Regions from separate parts of the Mus musculus genome. Here region 1 is linked to region 2. The links are chromatin loops, found by intact Hi-C in ENCODE. Cell type or tissue: left cerebral cortex. All regions are shown on one strand. Links, peaks and the distances in the headings refer to the core of each region. The heading gives the core; the rest is flanking DNA. Region 1 overlaps Znfx1 (zinc finger, NFX1-type containing 1). Region 2 overlaps Cse1l (chromosome segregation 1-like (S. cerevisiae)).

Region 1 (5,373 bases), core at 247-5,246, 110 kb before region 2:
GCCAGCAGCCTCTGAACATAAGGTTTAAGGGTTAGATTTTCTATGCTTGGGTTAGAACTCAGGACATCATACAAACTAAGCAAGAACCTACTCTTGAGATTTACCCTCAGGAAAGAATTTTATATCATCCTTTTTTTCCCCCTTAAAGATTTATTTATTTACTATGTACATAGTGTTCTGCCTACGTAAATTCCTGCACACCAGAAGAGGGCACCAGATCTCATAGATGGTTGTGAGCCACCATGTGGTTGCTGGGACTTGAACTCAGGATGTCTGGAAGAGCAGCCAGTGCTGTTAACCTCTGAGCCATCTCTCCAGCCCAGGAAAGAATTTTAAATCCTTTGAAGAGACACTGTCTTCATTCTGGTTGCCACAGAATTCTCATGACTGACAATTCTTCCTTCACAGGATGCTGACTGGGTCTGTGTGCAGCCCTCGAAGCACTCCATGATTCTTGAATGGCTGGGGCTTGGTGTGGGCTCCTTCACTCAGAGTGCATCTCCAGCAGGACCTGAGAACACAGGTAGGAGGGTCATGTGACCCAAGACACCGTCAGCTGGAGTATAGTAAAAGCCAGAACGACCTGACTCAGAATGCAGGGTCCATACATGACAATCTGCGTCAGATAGCAGAGGACTTAACAGGACAGCAAGGCCCAGACTGATGGGCACAATTTGGAGAGTACTGTTGTTGAGTACACACAAGGGAAATGCTTGTTAGAAACTAGAGAGTCACAGCTGAGTGCTTGCCTGGCATATATAAAGCTGTAGGTGGTTCCATCCTTGGCACCCTGAAACCAGGCATGCTGGCACATGCCGATAAGCCCAGGATTCAGAGGTACAGGCAGGCGGATCACAAATTCAAGGTCATCCTTACCTACATAATAAGTTAAAGTCAGGGGTGATGACATATATATTTTTTGTTTTGTTTTGTTGGAGTTTTTTGTTTTTTGGTTTTTTATTTTTTTTGGTTTTTCGAGACAGGGTTTCTCTGTATAGCCCTGGCTGTCCTGGAACTCACTTTGTAGACCAGGCTGGCCTTGAACTCAGAAATCTACCTGCCTCTGCCTCCCAAGTACTGGGATTAAAGGCGTGTGTCACCATGCCCAGCAACATATATTTTTAATTCCAGTACTAGGTAGTCACAGGCAGAAGGACTTCTGTGTGTTCAGAGCCATCCTGGTCTACATAGTAAGTTCCAGGACAGCTGTTGAGAGGCCCAGTCTCAAAAAAAGAAAGGAAAAAGAAAGAAAAGAAAACTAACCGACTCTATTACAACTTCAAAGCCAGCTTGGGCAGTGTAAGAACTTGTCTCAAAACACACACACACAAATATGCACATACACACATATGTACTGATAATAATAAAAATAAATTTCAAAGAAACCAGAGATGCCAGGCAGTGGTGGTGCACACCTTGAGTTCCAGCACTCAGGAGGCAGAGGCAGGAGGATCTTTAAGAGTTCAAAGCCAACCTGGTCTACAGAGTGAGTTCCAGGACAGCACAGAGAATCCCTGCCTCAAGAAAAAAAGAAAAAAAAAAAAAGAAAAGAAAAGGAAACCAGGGGACTTAATATGTGGTTATGCACAGTTATAACCCCAGCCTCAGGAGTCAGAGGCTAGCCTGAGCCACACTACAAACAAGTTATAATCCCAGCCTCAGGAGTCAGAGGCTAGCCTGAGCCACACAACAAACAAGTTATAATCCCAGCCTCAGGAGTCAGAGGCTAGCCTGAGCCACACTACAAACAAGTTATAATCCCAGCCTCAGGAGTCAGAGGCTAGCCTGAGCCACACTACAAACAAGTTATAACCCCAGCCTCAGGAGTCAGAGGCTAGCCTGAGCCACACAACAAACAAGTTATAATCCCAGCCTCAGGAGTCAGAGGCTAGCCTGAGCCACACAACAAACAAGTTATAATCCCAGCCTCAGGAGTCAGAGGCTAGCCTGAGCCACACAACAAACAAGTTATAACCCCAGCCTCAGGAGTCAGAGGCTAGCCTGAGCCACACAACAAACAAGTTATAACCCCAGCCTCAGGAGTCAGAGGCTAGCCTGAGCCACACAACAAACAAGTTATAATCCCAGCCTCAGAAGTCAGAGGCTAGCCTGAGCCACACAACAAACAAGTTATAATCCCAGCCTCAGAAGTCAGAGGCTAGCCTGAGCCACACGACAAACAAGAACAAAAAAAAAACAACAGAAAACCCAGCACAGAGTGGGAGAGCACAGAGATGACTTAGCAGTTAAGATCATGGGCTACTCGTGTAGAGGGTTCAGCTCTCAGCACCCACATCGCAGCTCACAACTGTCTAGCCCTGGGGAATCCTATACCAACATCAGGCATGCCTGTGGTGCACAGACATACATGGAAGCAATACACATTAAAAAATAAAAAATAGGGCTGGAGAGATGGCTCAGCGGTTAATAGCACTGACTACTCTTCCAGAGGTCCTGAGTTCAACCGCATGGTGGCTCACAACCATCTGTTAATGAGACCCAGTGCCCTCTTCTGGTGTATCTAAAAACAGCTACAGTGTACTAATATACATTAAATAACTAAACATTTTAAGTAAATAAAAAGTAAATTTCACACTTACATTGTATTTATAATTACCCTCATTTTTATAATTGATACAGTGAAAACTTTCTTAAAAGGCATTTTTGGATAGCTGGGTGGTAGTGGCCCACACTTTTAGTCCCAGCATTCTTGAGAAGCAGAGGTAGGCAGATTTCTGTGAGTTCAAGGGCCAGCCTAGTCTATACAATGAATTTTAAGATAGACAAGGCTATAAAGAAAAATCCTGACTCAAAAAAGAAAACAAAACCGAAACTTTTCCGAGTGGGCCTGGCAATGCACACCTTTACCTTCGAGCATTCGGGACACAGAGGCAGGCAGGTGTCAGACAGGCTGAGACTGGGCTACGCAGTCTACGTAGTGCATTCTAGGATTTTGCAGTGACACTCTTTCTCTGCAACCTCTCCCAAAAGAGCCTTCTTCTACATAATTTTTAAAACTTGATAAAATGTAGCAAATGCACTACAGGTAACTTTAGGTCTCTGTCCCTGGTATTCGTCCCTTCCCTTCCCTTCCCAGGACTGCTTAGCGCCATGAGCCTGTCCTGTGTGAGCTCTCACAGGTATCCTTTTCCTACCTGCTTCCTCTCTTAGCCCAGGCAGAGGGGGAAGAGGAGGAGGAAGGGGAAGAGGAGGGTTCCCTAATCGAGATTGCGGAAGAAGCCGACCTGATCCAAGCGGACAGAGTGATTGAAGAGGAGGAGGTGGTGAGACCTCGAAGAAGAAAGAAGGAAGAGAACGGAACCGACCAGGAGCTGGCTAAAATGCTGTTGGCCATGAGACTGGACCAGGAAGTGCCTGGGACTACAGCTGGACCAGAACAAGCTACAGAAGAGTGGGAGGTAAACCAGCTTCCTTGCCTGAAAGAGAGGACTTAGTCTTCCCAGGCAGACTTGGAGTGGGCTCTGCTGGAACAGGCCCTGGCGATGTTCAGGCCCAGTTTGGCCAACGCTGTTATTACTGTTACATCATCACTTCATCCACAGCTGGCTGACATAACCTGAGGGTAGAAAAGCTATGGTCTACAGAGTGAGTTCCAGGATAGCCAGGGCTACACAGAAAAACCCTGTTACAAAAAAAAAAAAAAAAAAAAAAAAAAGCTATGGTCGGTCAGAGGGGCCCTGGCAGGATCGAGCAACTTAGATGGTGTCACATCACAGTATGGTGCTTTGTCATCTCACACACCTTGTCAGCCTTGGGGTCTGTGAGCAGCCAGTGCAGATAACCGAGGACCTCATCCTTAGTCGCCCTGGAATCCAGCTCTTATCTCTGAGCCACGGTGGTGTGGTGCTGTGGCTTAGGTCTCCGATAGGCTTCCCAGTGCTTGTGAAGCACTTACTCTGTGCTAGCATGTGAACAGGAGACCTGCTACTCCACATACCAACCCGTAACCCTGACTGAGAATGAAGGCCTCTTAAGGACAACATGGCTGCAGTAATTTTCACCTTAGCGTCTGTCTGTGCCTTACTGGCTCAGGTTAGTAGTATTGTGTGGGGCAGAGGAATAAGCCCAGTTCTTAAAACTGTGTTGGGCTTCTCTCTGCTGTGTCACTTGGGATTGGGCCCTTTAGTGTGGTGACATCAGTTCACATGCCAGTCCTCATAAAATCTTGTAGCTTCATTCAGCGACAGATCCAGAAGGGATAAGATATTGTGTGCAAGGACCATTGTAGCTGGCCTATGACAGACCCTGTATCAAACGCCAGCTCCTAGGCAGTGACCCAGAGAGCAAGAGCCCGCGAGGCTCTACTTTGAGGATACATACCTACTGTAGAAAGAGGAGGAAATGGTTGTCAAAGCGAGTCCAGGCAGGAGTAGCAGGGAAAGGGGAAGCTAGAGACATGGCCCAAACACAGTCAGAAAATGTCACGATGACATCTGAGACATTGTGGCCAGTGGTCAGCCATTGCTGGCCAGGTGAGGTCCTTCCCAGGGCTCTTCACACTGCCAAGCCTGCAGCAAGCACCCTAGGTCACATCACTTGAGAAGAGTCAGGACAGATTTGGGGCCCAGGCAGGTCTCTGGAACTTTGTGTAACTACTCGTGATGGAGTAGCTGTTGAGAGAGTGAAACAGAGCTCACTAGGTAGCCATCCCTTTGTCCTGTGCTGGGGCCTCTGCTCACCGTCTTTCTTGGGGTTTACATCTGTAGACTCAGCGTGGCCAGAAAAAGAAGATGAAGAGGAGAGTGAAGGTGGAGCTTCGCAAACTGAATACCATGACCAAGGCCGAGGCCAATGGGATCCAGGACGTCTGGCAGCTGGACCTGAGCTCCCGCTGGCAGCTCTATAGGTATGGGTGTGGTGCCCAAACCTAGCCGGTCCCTGTGATTTCCCATGGAATTCTGTCTGGTCCCTAGGATGGGTCAGATTGGGCAGGACCTCCTACGGCTCAAATGAGGAGGACATTGGAGGCTTGCACAGCAGAGTGTCTGTGTGCTCTGTCTTCGCTTCCCTCCCTGCACAGCTTTTATGGGGCATTTTCAGCCTGGGTTTCTGTAATCTTGGGCCTCATTCTCCCTGTCTGGCCTGTAAACTCTGGAGCGCTTTAGGGCTCACTTGAGGAACTGGCACATCATTCACTCAAAGAGCACTTACTAAAGAAAGGCTTCCTTTCCTGGTTCTTCATTCTCCAGGCTGTGGCTGCAGATGTACCAAGCCGACACTCGCCGGAGGATCCTCAGCTATGAACGCCAGTACCGCACATGGGCAGAAAGAATGGCCGAGCTGAGACTCCAGGAAGACCTTCACATCCTCAAAGATGCCGAAGTTGTGGGCATGACAACCACAGGTAAGAAG
Region 2 (5,373 bases), core at 327-5,326:
GAAGGGCCACTGATGATCAATAAAAATCTAAGATGCTTAAATATCCCCTATATACCTTCGTACACTTAAAAATGTCTCCTTTCCCTTTCTATCAGGCTTAGGTGGGAAATACTAAAACACTTGTATAAGGCCCAAAGGTTAAAGAATTTAAAAAGGGACAACAGAAACATTACTGGATAAGGAAAGAAGCAGACAGAGTAAGGAGCAAGTGGGGTGGCCAGGACAGAGAAGCAGACCATTCAGGGAACAGCCCTACTATCTTCTAATTAGAAACCACTGACAGAATTGTTATCCACGGTCTAAAAGAAACACAGTCTCAGCTCACAGATAACTAAAAGAAAATATCAGCTACCAATCTTCTTAAACATGTTAAAATGCTAAACATATGAAGCCATAGTCTGGACTGTAAAAACTTTGCCTAGCAACAGGCAGGTACCTAAAAGCACAGAGCACGGGAGAGGCGTACATTGGGAAACTACTGAAGGCTCATTAGTAGCCCTGGAGGTTCATTTCCAGAATCAGGGTTGACCACAAAGCCCCACTACCACATGCTTGGTCTAAGAAGCAGAAATTTCACTTCTCTGGCTGTGAAATGTCCTCAACCTGAATAAAGACTCACATCAACCCAGCCTGAGGTAAGGCACTCAGGATGTGACAATATTTATTGAAAAGGTCACAACGCCATGCACACAGGCACACAGTAACAGAGACCACAGATCACTTTGGTCCCTCATGGTGCTGAAACCCATGAATATCCACCTTGATTCAAAGTCACATATACATACACTCCCCTCAGGGAGTTCCTTTGGAAAGCATGCATCATGATTTTGAAAGCAATAGAGACCTCTGAGATGTGACAGTGAGATTGTTCCGGAAGTTAAAGCTGGCACCGAGCTCTCCTAGCACATGGCAGGGCATCCTGTGCCAGCACCCCTGGGAGCTAAGTGCAGGTGGCCCTGCTTTACCATACTCAGCAGAGCACAGTCAACAGACACTATTTCATGAGCTAATTTGAAATAACTCTGAAAATAACTCTATGAAAGAAAAATTAAAATTTACTACAGGTCTAAAGTAAAATGTTAGTTAACAAAGTAACATTTATTTTACTTTTAAAAAAAAAAGCAGAAAAATTTTTGTTTGAACAGACAGTACCTAGTTTTTGAAGTATGGAAACCTGATGTATAACTACAGAGTGTTTACCTTGTAATCTGAGGTTAGATAGTTATGGTCTAAACACCAGGGAAACGGCCTACCTTTCATAATATATTCATTTTCTGAAGAGCCAGGAAGTGTGAGAGCTTTGAAAAGGTTTGTTAGCAGAATCTCAACAAACGGTGCGATTTCTGCAGCTGTAAAACTATAGACGAGAAAACAGCTTTCAGTCACTACGAACTCTCAGCCTTTCACTGTGGAGTGCCCTGGGCAAACACTACATCACACTTCTTGGCACAAAATGAGCCATCTCTCACCACTGACAATTGTGGGCACATCTAGGAAGTAACTGCTTACATGCGCTCATGTTCAGTTCCTAATGACACAACGGGGTCAAGCATAACTGAACAAACACACCAGTGAGCTCAGTGGCCTCTTGCTCCTGTCTACAACCACAGAGAACAGCGCCCACAATCAGAAGGGTTTCAGCCACCTTCTTTTCTTGAAGGTACAGCAAATGACCTCTGCATTCACACCTGGGCCTGAAGGCGCCTCTCAGGATGTCCTTTCATCCTGTGTGGCCACTGAGAGCGTTTGTGCTCAAGGCTGGGTGAAGATCAGAGCCCAAGACTGTGTTCCATGTCTTACCTAGCACTTGGTGTCAAGACTTAACACTGAAAAACGGTCTGACAGTCATGCAGAACCCTCCTGTGCATTTCATCTGGCATCAGACACAAGAGCTACTTTCCTGACACCCAAAGAATGAGTTATTCAACTGAAGTGTATCTCAGAGCTGAGAACAAGAGAGCTATGCGCAGCAGCAGTTGGGAGACACTGCAGACACATGCGGCCACACAGTGTCTGACGAAGCCCTTTGCTTTACTCTCAATAAATACTCAAGTCTCCATGTTTCCCTCTCTCCTGACTGCTGACAAGACTTCAAATAAAGCTAGCAGGCTTGTCATTATATGAGGCCTCCTGACATACATTTGTTTGTTTTCAACAACCTCACAATTGTTATTTTACTCTGCTCTAATTCATTAATAGAATGACTCTATTTAGTGAATTGCCTTACATCCTTTTGGAAAGAGAAGTTAAATGAATAAAAATTACACATATAAGTTTTTCTAAATACTAATGACATTAGGAAAACACCCTGAGACATCTCACACCAGTAAGGTATACCCCTCTGCCTTAAGCTAAAAAGTACAGGAAACACTCAGAAATCAAATACTTACAGAGTGGTATTGTTTGACCCTCTCATAGTGAACAGCCTTTCGAGAGCATGTGCGGCATAAGTGTGGACGACAATACTCTCAGCCTCCAGGTGACTGATCAAGAGGGGAATAGAGACTAGGAGGTGCTCTTTTGGTACCTGAAAAACATTACCATATCTTCTAAATCCAATGTTACTTTTTAGAAAAAGAAATGGAAAACCACTGCGTTGACATTAATAACCAGGCCCACAGCTCCCCCCTGCTGTGCTGTGACAGGCTGTATTGTTGATAGAGTGAGGTCTGCACGGCTGTGTTCCCAAGCACGGTTTATTAGGAAGTATTTACTCATGTGTATGAGTGTGTGCTCTGTGCATTCAGGGCCTGCGGTCAGATCCTCTGGAGCTGGAGTAGAGACAGGTATGAGCCCCTTCTCTAGCCATTAACTCCACTGTCGCCCCCCATTCTTTTCTGAACTCCTGGCATGATGAAGGCAGAATCTTAAAACAAGTAAGCACACCAAAATATTGAAAAACAGCTTTCTACAATTTTAAGAACCATACTTTAAAATAATTCAAAGTTATTTTACATATGGTAGTTCAAATTGTGTTTGAGCACGTGGAGGAGAGCTCACACCTTGCAGGAGGCACCGCTCTTCTATGTGGATTTTCAAAACTGAATTCTGGTTCCCAGCCTTGGCCACAGATGCCTTTACCAGCTGAGTCATCCTGCTGGAGCCACACTGGAAGTATTTAACTAGGTTATCGCCAAGGGTGTGAATACCCAGAGAGGGACTGGAAAGACGGCTCGGAGGTTAAGACACTGATCTTTCGGAGGACCCAGGTCCAATCTCCAGCAAACACATGGTGGCTCACAACCATCTGTAACACCAGTACCAGGGAATCTGATGCCCCCTGATGACAGGCAAGGGCACCAGGCACACATGTGGACTACATGTGCATTGTAAGCAAAACTCTCACACACATAACAAACTTAAAACATCCTTGTACTTCCAAGTTAGGATAAATTAAGGAAGTAAGTATAAATAGAACATCACTAATGTTACATTAAGAGGAGTATAGCGGTGCATATTTTTAATTCCTGGAAGGAGTATCTGAAATGTTAGGCCGACCTGGTCTCATAGTGAGTCCCAAGCCAGTCTAGGCAAACTGTAGGACACTGTTGTGAAGACAATGCAAAGCCCAAATCAAAAGAAAGAATTATCCTACAGTGATTTATTTCCTTTTCAATTTTCCCCCAGAAGAACCAGTAACACTTCATTGGTGATAACCCTGGGGCCATTTGGTGGTCTAGTCTAAGTTGCGGTTTTCCTTTGAGACAGGACATCCTCAAGTGGCCTTGCTTACGGAGGCCACCCTGCTTTTGCCTCTCAGACTCCCGAATCCCGGGAGTACATGTATAGGCAGCCATAGCCGGCTGCAGACAGTGGTCTTTAAATTTCCACCTTTCACAGGGGCTAGCCAGGTCTAGGCAGGAAATGTAGAAGATGAATCTGGAACATCTTATCATTTGAGAAAAACTAGCAATGACTTTAGACTCTATATAAAGTAGACACAGAAGCAATATGCCAGAGGCCTGTTAGCCAAAAATAGGCAGCTAAACCATCCTAAAGCCTGTATGAGTAAGATAACTACAAGAATGTTTTCTATAGAAACTGACAACTATATTATCTCCTGACAACATTGTAGCAATGTTAAAATACAGTAAAAATCATGAGGTGTGTATTTTGTAAGTAAACCTAAGAATATGCAAAATATTAAAATGTTATAAAAAGAAGAGATGATGGTGAGCTTTTCTTTTTTTCTTTTTTTTTTTTTGGTTTTTCGAGACAGGGTTTCTCTGTGTAGCTCTGGCTGTCCTGAACTCACTCTGTAGACCAGGCTGGCCTTGAACTCAGAAATCCACCTGCCTCTGCCTCCCAAGTGCTGGGATTAAAGGCGTGCACCACCACGCCCGGCGACCATGCTATTTCTAAAAGTGGACAGCTGTCATTGAGTGCTTGGATAATAACACAAATAATAATAGAAAACATAAGTAATATGACAAAGTATATCCATGATGCATTTTTCCTCTCTTGGGAGAAATCAAGTGGTCAGCTCCAACAAGATGGAAATACAGATGCTTGCGGCCATGCCTGATGTTCGCTCCGCCCACATGTCAGGAGAGGACCACTCCAGCCATTTGTCTTCTGACCTCTGTACTTATGCTGTGGCATACCCATTTATCCCATATACATGTATTAATTCAAGCTAGACTAGAGGATCAAGACACTACCGTGAGGATACACTGAGCCAGAAGCAGTGTGCAATGCCGCACTTTTTTAATGAACTGTCCTAACTGTAAGGCGAGCAGAGCTCACTCCAGTATGAAGAAGAACACACCAGACAGGTGAACTAAAGCAACCTGTGGAGAGTTCGGATCAGTCTTTAATATAACTAGGGAAGAACACAAGATACAAAGAGGACTACATGGATCAACACATCAGGATGATTCCCTAGCATGTTTGAGTCCATGGGTTCAGTTCCCAGGACAAGGGAAAAAAAGATAACTAAGGGAAATGAAGCGTCACCTGGAATCCCAGGTTACTAAGGAAGGTTTTTGGCTAGATGTAGATATACAATATTGATTGCACAGTAGACTTAAGAAGCTGCTACACAAAACAAACTCAAGGTGGGGACAGGGGGAAAGCACTACTTACTTGATTCCTAAAAATCATAATATATTTGATACCATCAGCTTTAAGCACAGGAAACTCATTCACTGAAAAAAAACAAAAAAACAAAAAACAAAAACCACAATTACTTAAGATCTGAAGATTACTGACAAATCAGACATCGGAGCTTAAACAAGCTACTCCTGGTCAGGTGACCAGAGTTAACTGATGTGCATGAATGTCAATGTCCCAACAATTAAGCTGTCTAAACTCAATTCACTCAGCTGCCATTTGCTTTCAATTCGTCTTGTGAAAGGAAAGCAAGTTAGTGAT

Evidence for each region. Hi-C counts contacts between places; a loop is a spot of excess contacts. Peaks named below come from ENCODE experiments on the same cell type or tissue, not always from the same donor. Only the 100,000 strongest peaks of a DNase experiment are listed, where the experiment ranks them.
Region 1: it touches region 2 in a loop (2.7-fold over the local background); 2 of 42 quality-filtered maps call a loop at or near these places.

The regions. Positions count from the first base shown.
Region 1 is chr2:167,042,042-167,047,414 of GRCm38, reverse strand. Znfx1 (zinc finger, NFX1-type containing 1) reads left to right here. Exons shown (of 14, transcript NM_001033196.2): 7 at 409-523; 8 at 3,172-3,419; 9 at 4,728-4,867; 10 at 5,211-5,365. Among named protein-coding and RNA genes, the nearest start is that of Zfas1, 18 kb to the left of the region's middle. In left cerebral cortex, for the core only: a CTCF peak has its summit at 2,495 (motif pointing left); no DNase peak of the experiment used is centred there.
Region 2 is chr2:166,931,907-166,937,279 of GRCm38, reverse strand. It overlaps Cse1l (chromosome segregation 1-like (S. cerevisiae)), which reads right to left. Exons shown (of 25, transcript NM_023565.3): 14 at 5,086-5,147; 15 at 2,391-2,527; 16 at 1,254-1,357. Among named protein-coding and RNA genes, the nearest start is that of Gm31204, 27 kb to the right of the region's middle. In left cerebral cortex, for the core only: no CTCF peak of the experiment used is centred there; a DNase peak (open chromatin) is centred at 3,088.